2 separate regions of the Homo sapiens genome follow, and region 1 is linked to region 2. Evidence: chromatin loops called from intact Hi-C (ENCODE). Cell type or tissue: endothelial cell of umbilical vein. All regions are shown on one strand.

Region 1 (5,000 bases), 600 kb after region 2:
CATATGTTGAAGCCCTACTCCCCAGTGTGATAATATTTGGAGGTGAGGTCTTTGGGAGGTAATTTTATTTAGATGAGGGCGTGAGGGTAGAACCTTCATGATGGGATTAGTGCCCTTATAAGAAGATAAAGGGACCAGAGCTCTCTCTCTCTCTTCTATGTGAGGACACAGCAAGAAAGCAGTCATCTGTGAACCAGGAAGAGGGCTGTCACCAAGAACCCAATCATACTGGCACCCTGATATCAGATTTCCAGCTTCCAGAACTGTCAGAAATAAATGTTTGTTGTTTAAATCACCCTATGGTATTTTGTTACAGCAACTCCAACGGACTAAGATAAAAATGTCTCATGAAATACAATAAAGGGTCTTAACCTGTGACACTGTGGAACGTCATTATGATGACATGATGTGCCACGCTGTTGTCATGTTGAGCAAGTAGGCTCCTATCCACTGATGGTCTACGTTATTGAATATTGGACAAGGGTTCAGGACAAGCAACTCAGGGACTGAATTTTCAAAGTGTGTGTGTGTGTGTGTGTGTATGCTATTCCATATATTAATGTACAGAAGGTGAAAGATTCTCACTCCTCACTTTCCTCATCTGTCATGTGCCATAAGGAACTTTTCTATAGATCGGAGTTTTCACAGAATCCTCAGAAGAATGAGCTAAGTTTCATATCCACTCTCTGTCATTAACTAAATAGAGAATCTAAACGTCAGGAAAATAGAGGTTTTCTATGAGAGTGAATAAACTTGAATGAATACAGACAGCAAACAAATTTCCTGAAATGGCAGAAGTTAGGGAAATCTTAAATTAGTAAATTTTTCGACATTCTGAATGAATGCTGAACGATACTTGGAATATAATTATTGTCTACGTTAGGAAGACTCCAGGAAATTTTTCACACTAAGTTAACAAGAGAAAAAAAATCTAGTGATGCAATTTAAGCAGGAAGACCCCACAATTTTTCCAAGTTGCAGTAATTACACAATTTGTTTTTCTTCTTTTTTGGATAATAGGATAAATATTTCATCAAACACATATGAAGCCCTTATTCTGTGTCAGACCCCGGAGATTCACAAATGAAAAGTGGCCGCTATCCTCAAGTCATCTCCATTTTGGTGAGGAAAGAATGTAAAAAGATTCTCTCCCTCATGTTTAACAAGGAAGAGCAGAGTTGGGCAAAGTGAGTGCTTAGAGCCAAGAGGGACGAGGAATATGAAAGGTGCAATCTCTGTAAAACTTAAGATCAGTGTGAAGATACAAGCTCTTTTTAAGAGATGGTCCCAATCCTCCCCTCACCTCCTGCAAAAGCTAGGATGTGTATAACCAGGTATTATGGGTATTATGGCAAGGATGTGTATAACCAGGTATTATGGCAGAGAACACTTCGCTTATTCAAAGTAGGCCAGATCGATTGGGGAGCATCTGCCAATGGTTCTCCATTTCTCTCACAGGATAAAAGCCAAAGTCCCTGCAGTGGCTTACAAGGTCCTTTAGAATCTGGCATCAGTTACACTCTGACCTAAACTCCTCCTAGCTCCATTCACTCTGTGCCAGCCACCCTGGCTTCCTGCTGCCAAGTCTCCCATGGACACTCCTGGGTTAGGGCCTGTGCCATCTGCTCCTCCCTGGAAGTCTCTTGCCCCAGATTATCTAAGAGGCTCCCTCCCTCACCTGCCACAAGGCTTTGGTCAAGTACCTTTGCCATGAGCCCAGACATTTTTCAATTGCAGCAACTCTCCGTGTCCCACTCCAGAACCTCCTATGCTGTTCCATTCACGTTTTAACCTACTATATCATCTGTAATCTCTTAAAGTGATTCAACTTACTATCATAATTTAAATTATGATTGTTTATATGTGCCTCATTTCCTTAGATTGTAAACTACACGAAGATAGCAGTTTCTGTTGAGTTTATTTGTTGGTGTACCCCAGCGCTTAGTGCAATGTCAAGCACATGATAGGACTTAGTAAATGTGTTTAATGAATGAATGCTGTAAAACCTTTTCTTCTGCAATCTGATGTTGGTTGGCAAGGAACTCATGCTCCTGCTAGGCATATGACCAATGCCACCAGGTGTTGCTGATGTTGTTTAATCACAATGCATTTAAAAGTGTAGGTCATGCAATAACCAGAGGTGCAGGACCAATGCCAAAACCTTATCATACTGCTATGGGAAATGTGCAGTGATAACTAACATGTACTTGTTACAACAGTCAGTGAGCACAAAAGTACATTTATCATGTTTACTACAAGTATTTTTTCTCACTGCATTAATTTATAACTGATAGGAAAGAACAGTCAGATGGAATACACAATATAATTCATACATACATTCAGCAGATTTTTGAATACCAAGTAGGCATCAAACCTTGTTTTGGCATAAGGAAGAGAAAGGTGAGTAATACTTATAAAGATCATGTTATCATGGTATTTACATTCTAGTGGGTTCTATGTTCTCTTTTGCTCTTGATATTGTGAAAGACATTGTCGTGCCAATTTTCAAGGACAGGTTCTGAGATCATGCATTCAGAAAACCATATAAAAGACAATGATAGTAAAAACCTCAACGGGTGTGAGTAATAAGCAAGATGGTGTTTAGTAAAAATTAAACAATGTTGTGAGCTGCTCAGGATTTCCTTCCATACCTGCTATTCACATCAGTCCCGATCTCAGAACAGGACTTAGTCTATAAGACAAAGGAAAGTAGAGACACCTGCTGGAGTGACAGGGTGAGGAAGCAGGAAGGAGACTGTGACAAAGACTGGCATTTCTTCTAAGGTCACGCAGAGAAAACCATCAGAATTGTGAATAGACAAGAAAGTTATGCCTGCTAATCAAGTGCTTTAATAATTGGATATTCCTAGTCCTTTTATTATGAAATATAAAAGGGTAATAAAGAACAATTTAATATTTGGAGTATTTAATTCAAAATTATTAAGTGTTAATTGAAAATCCATTATTTTTAGCTACTAATGATTAAAGCAATTATAGGAGAGTTCAGTCTCCATTACAACATATTTTTGGGGTGAAATATCCTAAAAAGGCATTCTCCTTTTTCAAGAAATTAAGCCTCCTATATAAATTTGAAAACAAATAATCAGGCTTCAAGAATTGCTATCATTTTGGATAGACTGGATTTATTTATTTTCCAGGAGATGTAACAATTAGATAGATCTATGAGGAATGGAGGATGAGGCCCCCGAGGTCACGGTGGACGTGTTTTCTCAGTTTGCCCATGCTGTGCTAAAAAGCTGTTGTCTAAGGCAAAAGCAGCGAAAGAAAATGCATTTAAAAGGCGGGGAGGGGGGTGCTTCTGTGAATTTATGAGAAGTGCATCACAAAGACAAATATTTCAGCCATGCAATTCCATTCGGCCTTTTCAGCTGTGTGTCCATAGCAAGTCAACGGCTAAATTGAAAAATCAATTCCAATTTAAATTATTGGAATAAAGAACACCAGGAGTCAGAGATAAAATGGCTTTGTTCTCTGAGATCCTTTTTAATTGGAAAGTTATTTCTTCAGGGTATTCTAATGGTTCTGAGGGAAGATTGCAAAATAAAGTTGATCGGCTGGGGGAAGGTTAATAGCTAATGTGCTTTCCTTGCTGCACAGCAGTCTCCTGTCTTTATGACATCCCCCATCATATCTGGAAGGACTGAAGATTCTAAATCATTTGATACATGCAAGGACTGTATTTTTCCTTAGTCTTTCAGAAATCATCCTGAGGCTGAAACCTTGGCTGAGCGTTGTTGCTCTTGCAGCCTTTCCAACTGGACTCACTTTTGCTTACAAATATCACATGACCCTTTTCTTTCTTTCTTTCTTTCTTTTCTTCTTCTTTTTTAAAGAAAATTCTTAGGGGAATGTTCACCTACCGATTAAGCAGTAATTAATGAAAATGAAAGACACCTGAAGAGGATGCTAGTAAGCGCTGTGCTCCTTAATGATGGAAAAGAAAGAAAGACAAATGCTGGCTTGTACTAAACAGAGAAAAAAAGATACTAGTAGTTACAGACTTAGTAGAAGGTGAACAAAGGTACAAAGGTAGCAGAGAGGAAAAACATGGTCTATATAGAAAATATTAATAAATATTGTTATCAAAAGGTTAATACTACGATAAGAAACCAAGTCATGTTGAGACAGCTTCAACCCAAAGTTTAAAAAATGAAGCTTAATTAAACATATAATAACCTTTGGTCTGCCAGTAGAAAATTGTTTGGGGCAGCTGTAGATTAGAAACCCTAAATGAGCATTTAATTTGAAATTAATAAAACAGCTATGGTATGTGTTAGAAAAAGTTACTGAGGTTTGTTTAGTATATTTAATACTGTAAAAGAGATAAATCTTGTTGCCATGTAATGAACTCAGAAGTGCAGATACAGTAAATATGTACTTACGTTCTTGTTATTAATGCATTAAATTTGTAGGAATATTCAAGAATTTAATTAGCATTTAATAAGATAGCTATAGCAAATTACAGTAGTTGGACATTAAATGTAAATTAATATTTTTAGTATTTAATTGATGTTAACTAATTAATTACTATTTATTACATGGTAGCTAGATTTATCTTTTATGGAGTTATTAAATCTCAATTAAAATGCTCTTTTAAGAGGGCACATTCAATTAAAAATAATATTCTGTAAGAATTTCAAAACTCCTTTCTCCCAGGATTTGGGGTATGTAAGTGCACAAATTAAATAAGCAGGACAGGACAGAAGGTAAACAGAAAGGAACCCAATTGGGCCTATGCCTGGGTGTCTCAAACAATTCTAGACACACCCCAAGAAAGAAGGGCTTATTTATGGAAAGTCATGTTTTTTTCTGCTGAAGTTATAAACTGTATAGGCCTTGGAAAGACTCTCACTCAAAATATCTCTCCACAGTTAATGCTAAGACTTTGAGGGTTTATTTCTCTGAGGAAAGCAACTATGGGCTACTAAAATAAAAATGCTACTTATTATTAGTCATTTCTTCCTAGATGTGACTTGGTG
Region 2 (5,000 bases):
AGATGAACTGACAATTTGTCAATTCATTGGCTCAATTACATACCCAAAGAACCACTTTGAGTTTTAGATTCAGGGTGGATTATTTACACTGAACCAATTAACCAGTTCAATGATAAATGTCTACTCTGTGAACGTAACTTGGAAGTAAATATATATCTACAAATCATTTAAAACTATTGGCACTATCTCAAACATCTATGTGCCTACCTTCATACCTAACATAATAAAGAGGAAGAAAGTTACCATGTATTTGCTTATGGCTACTTGATCTGAATTCTTTACATTTAGAAAAGTGTTACATTCCTCAATGATGCACTTTAGAAATGGAATGAGGAGCCCTTAACAACAAGGAAATAAAATTGTATCTTTTATTTCCAAAAAATACGTAATTTCTCATACTAGTTTATGGTTTCCTAGAATACAAAGACTCTGTGCATATATTTTTCTAAGTAATCAATTATTGTTATTGGAATTGAAGTTGAATTCATCAATAAACAAAAATAAGATATTTTATGACATATTATAGAAAGTTACATTCAGTTACAAGAAGGATGAAATATTTCAATAAGAAATCCCCACATCATACAGAGACCACCACATATTAGCAGATATTTACTTGATTTACTTAATTTTTTACTTGATACGTTATATTTCCTTTTACATGCTAATTTCCTCGCTATATTTTTCAATCAGTACTTCTTAAGTATTTCAGGAATGTAAATCAGAATACACACATAAAAATAATCAATATTATGGGATTTTTGTTTTTTTAAAAAGACAACTCCAATTTGATCAAAATAAGACTCTTTTAGAAATGTGGTTCTAGAAACTGAGCCAAGGCCAAAAATAGAAACCTGCAAGGTTTGGGAAATGCAATATCTAAAAAAGCCTGAGGTTGCTCTAAATGCCTATGTTGGAAAATATATATGCTTCTGTATCTTTATCCTACAAGGTTCATTTGTTCATTATTCCCCAGATTCAAGCCTTTGCAAAAAATGTTTCCTCTGCCTCAGTAATGTAGTCATAACAATTTTTGTGATTTCGCTGAGACCTCTGACCTTTATGAAGCCATCCTTTAGCATTCTAGCCAGTACTGAGCTTTATTAATTCGGTACCTGTAAAGCACAGGGTGAGATATAAATACAGTGACGTGCTTTTTCAAACTATTTTCTGATATTCATATTGTTGTATTGTACCATAATTTATAGCATCATTTGTTTTGCCTTATTAATTTGGTTATAATTTCCTGAAAGGATTGACTGCACTTTTATTTCTTTTATATTTCCATAATGATTAGCAATGCCTGATCTTTGCTATCATATCACTCAGTTATACTTTTTGAATAGGTCTTACCACTTTCTGAAGTGATCTTGACCATCCATTTATGTACACACTTTTGTTCTATCTCTCTGCACTAAAACGTGAACTTAAAGAATTCAGGGACCTTGTCTTTCCTGATCCCAGCAGTCTCTCAATTCCTAGAACACTTTCTGCTTCTGAGTAGATCCTCAAATATTTGCGAATGAATGAACAGAGCTCTGATTATGTAACAATGGCCAATACTTAACGGTTTACTTGAGCAAGGACTAAGGAGTAAGTGTTATGAAAGTCCAGGCACTGTGAAGGATTACAAAGAGATCCCAGAGAATGGACCAGTAGACGCTTTCAAGCAAATTCTTTCCTTGATCAGTTCAGTGACTTGACAAAATCACTGACACTCTCTTAGCCTCAGCGTCTTGATTTCTAAAGTGAGGCTAATAAATAATTGTATTTCTTCCCTGTATAATCTTGAAAGATGGGTATGTGAAAATATTTGTCAGCTAATACACTATAGCCATACAGTGCTATGATATTGGTACCTGTGCTCCCTGAATTGGTTTCTCTCAGATTAATTATTTTCAGAACTTTAATAGATGTTAGTAAGTAGACTCTCTCTGCATGTATTAATAAATGTATAATTATTCTCTAGAGGTTTATAAAAGGTAATGTACATATATGTAAAAATGTCAATTTAGAGTTAAAATTAATATTCACTTTTCTGTCCATAGATGGCAGCAATGCACCAACTCTTACATAACTTAATAACATTGTGAAAAAGTTATCTGTATACTAAATACCATGTTCTCTTAATAGTACATGAAAATTATTTAAGGGGAACCATAGCATCAATAGAATATGAACAAAAATATATTTTAAAAATCCTCTGCTGCCAGTCTCAGGCTTTTATTCAGTGAACTCAAGGGTTGCTTCAGTTTGCTCAGCGTGGGAGTCTTTGTCATTTTAACTGGATGTCACAATAGATATTGATAAAAATAAACCTCTTTTTAGATAATAGCAATTCAAAACAACACCAAGAAAATGCCCCGTCTTTCAGTAGTGGCTATTAAAAATGGATTAATACATGCACGCAGCCCTCTTTTATTTGTTTAAAAACATTAAAATGACTAGAAAGCGCTTAAATAAAGAAACCTCTTGTACAGAAAGAATAAGGGAAAATAAAGAAAGGAGATTTCCAGATATAGACCTGAAGACAAAGCAAACCAAGAGAAATGGGCCCATGGGAGACAAGAAAAGCTACAAGATGAGATTGAACTGGAGAGAAATATAATAAATCTAAACAATGCCTCAGAATGCCTATCGGAGTACAAAACGTATTTTGGTCCGTTATTGAATTTTGTGCCTAAAAAATTCCCTATCACATGTTGAATCAGATTGTTTTTGTTTTCCCTTCCTAAATTAAAAGTTCATTATAAATACTTTGAAAAATTATACCTATGTTGAGAAGGCAAGTTGTGAAAGAAATATATTTCCATTTTAAATCAAGAGAAAGAAAGTGGTACAAAATTTCTGTGATGCAACATTTAAAATCTGAAAATAATCTCTTGGTATTGAAAATATGTTAGCACTTAATTTAAATGATTTGGTACATACATTTAAAGAAAAAGACATTTAATATATATATAAAGAGAAAGGGAGAGTGGAAAGGCACACCACACAACTGTCCAATATAACTAAAGATAAATGAAGCCCACTGGAGGGAAAGGACTGTTGCATTTCAGCATCTCACAAGGTTCAAAGCAAAATTCCAAAACAGCTTACAGATGTGGGATTTATTCATATCAAGGGTAGGTCTTTTAATACTGACTTATTTAGCTCTTTAACTCTAAAAAATTCCTAAATCCTGTAAATCCTCCAGGGCCTACTATCTAATTATATTGCATATCCCGCATTTCTACCCAATAAAAACTGCCTTATTATTTAATGACTTGACTTTGGAGTCTTTGAAGACTAAATTCTAGTCTGCTGGAAATGAATTTTAAAATGTTTTCTTTTTGCCATAGTTTTAAATTTGGGCCTATATTTTCCATCTCATCATTCCACAATTTGCCATAATCACATGTTTTTCTAAGTAAATATATTTTCACCAATCCAGCAGTACAGATTGAGAAATTATTCTTCAATATTTTGTATTGTTTATTTTTTTTGAGACAGAGTCTCACTCTGTCACCCAGGTTGGAGTGCAATAGCGTGATCTCGGCTCACTGCAACCTCTGCCTCCCAGGTTCAAGTGATTGTCCTGCCTCAGCCTCCCGAGTAGCTGGGACTACGGGCACATGCCACCACGCCCGCCTCATTTTCGTATTTTTAGTAGAGACGGGGTTTCTCCATGTTAGCCAGGATGGTCTCGATCTCCTGACCTCATGATCCACCTGCCTTGGCCTCCCAAAGTGCTGGGATTACAGGCGTGAGCCACCGTGCCCGGCCCAATATTTTTTCTCTTATTGTGAAACTCATTTCTAGACCAAAAAAATATATTCACTTCATGTTATTAGCTCAACATGTATATATTTATATTAACACATAGAAAATAAAATCAACAGTAAGTTCCAAGTTTTTTGCATTATCCTCCCAGAGGAAATAAAACTAACAGGATCAGAAAAATGTGCAGAGAAAGTGTATTTGAAACCAGATTTGGCATAAATTTCAAACTCTCTATTGGTCATATGCTTGGGTTTTAAATTTTTATAAGTTTGAGAGAGGAATCACTCTGATTCTCCTCATATATGCATTAAAACAAATGTGTATTCGAAATAGATTTATATATTTTTTCAAATCAATCTATAGATTAAGATGTATCAAAAATATCTCAATTACTAATACATGAAAAGGTGATGATGGCAGTGAATATTTGTAGAAAGGATAAACTACTTTCTATTTTTGAAAACTAATCTTTTGAAAAGTAAAAGCTTTAAAAATTTTATTATTTCTTTCTTGAATACAACAGTTACTCAGTTGAATTAAAACATAAGGTTCATATTGAACATTGTGTGAAATGTTAATTTTTAAAAATTATCTCCCAAAATGATGTCGAGGGAAAATAACCTATATTGGTTATATCTACATTGAAATATTACTTGGAGGGGTATAGTTACATAGGGAATTATTTTTAGAAAAGTGATTTTATTATGATCATTTACTGTTATTTTGAGTCCCCTTGTTATTTTGAGTGAAAAGATAAGCACAATCTTTATTAAAATAACCAACACAAAAATATTAGTGGAATTTTATAATTGTCCTTTGTCACTTTAAAAACAGTTGGAAAGGTTGAGACTCTACTGTTAAGGAAAAATACAAAACTGTTTCAAGTCAATTTGTACAGCTGGTTTCAAAATCTCTGGCAAAATTAAAATCGCCAATTCAAATGACAAAATGTGTTTTCTGAATGAGTTGTTAATCACTAGAAAGTAAATAGTACAGCTATCTAAAGGAAATTATTTCTGAGACAGATATGTCAAGTAATTTAATCCCCAAATATGTGTGTTATTTTATCATCTTAGAGATGAAAAAATAATCTCTCTTGTTTAACGAATAGTAAGCGATACGGTAAAGAAGGTGCCATAATATGTATGACCAAATGTCCTTGTGCTAGAGTTAGAGTAGGGATCAGACTGCAAATACAATTATTACATACATGTTTAAATGTCTTCTCTCCATTAACA

The links. Peaks named below come from ENCODE experiments on the same cell type or tissue, not always from the same donor. Only the 100,000 strongest peaks of a DNase experiment are listed, where the experiment ranks them.
Region 1: it touches region 2 in a loop (6-fold over the local background); 9 of 110 quality-filtered maps call a loop at or near these places.

The regions. Positions count from the first base shown.
Region 1 is chr13:71,216,464-71,221,463 of GRCh38, forward strand. No RefSeq gene overlaps it. Among named protein-coding and RNA genes, the nearest start is that of LINC00348, 200 kb to the left of the region's middle. In endothelial cell of umbilical vein, no CTCF peak of the experiment used is centred here; a DNase peak (open chromatin) is centred at 2,618.
Region 2 is chr13:70,621,420-70,626,419 of GRCh38, forward strand. No RefSeq gene overlaps it. Among named protein-coding and RNA genes, the nearest start is that of LINC00348, 390 kb to the right of the region's middle. In endothelial cell of umbilical vein, no CTCF peak of the experiment used is centred here; a DNase peak (open chromatin) is centred at 2,062.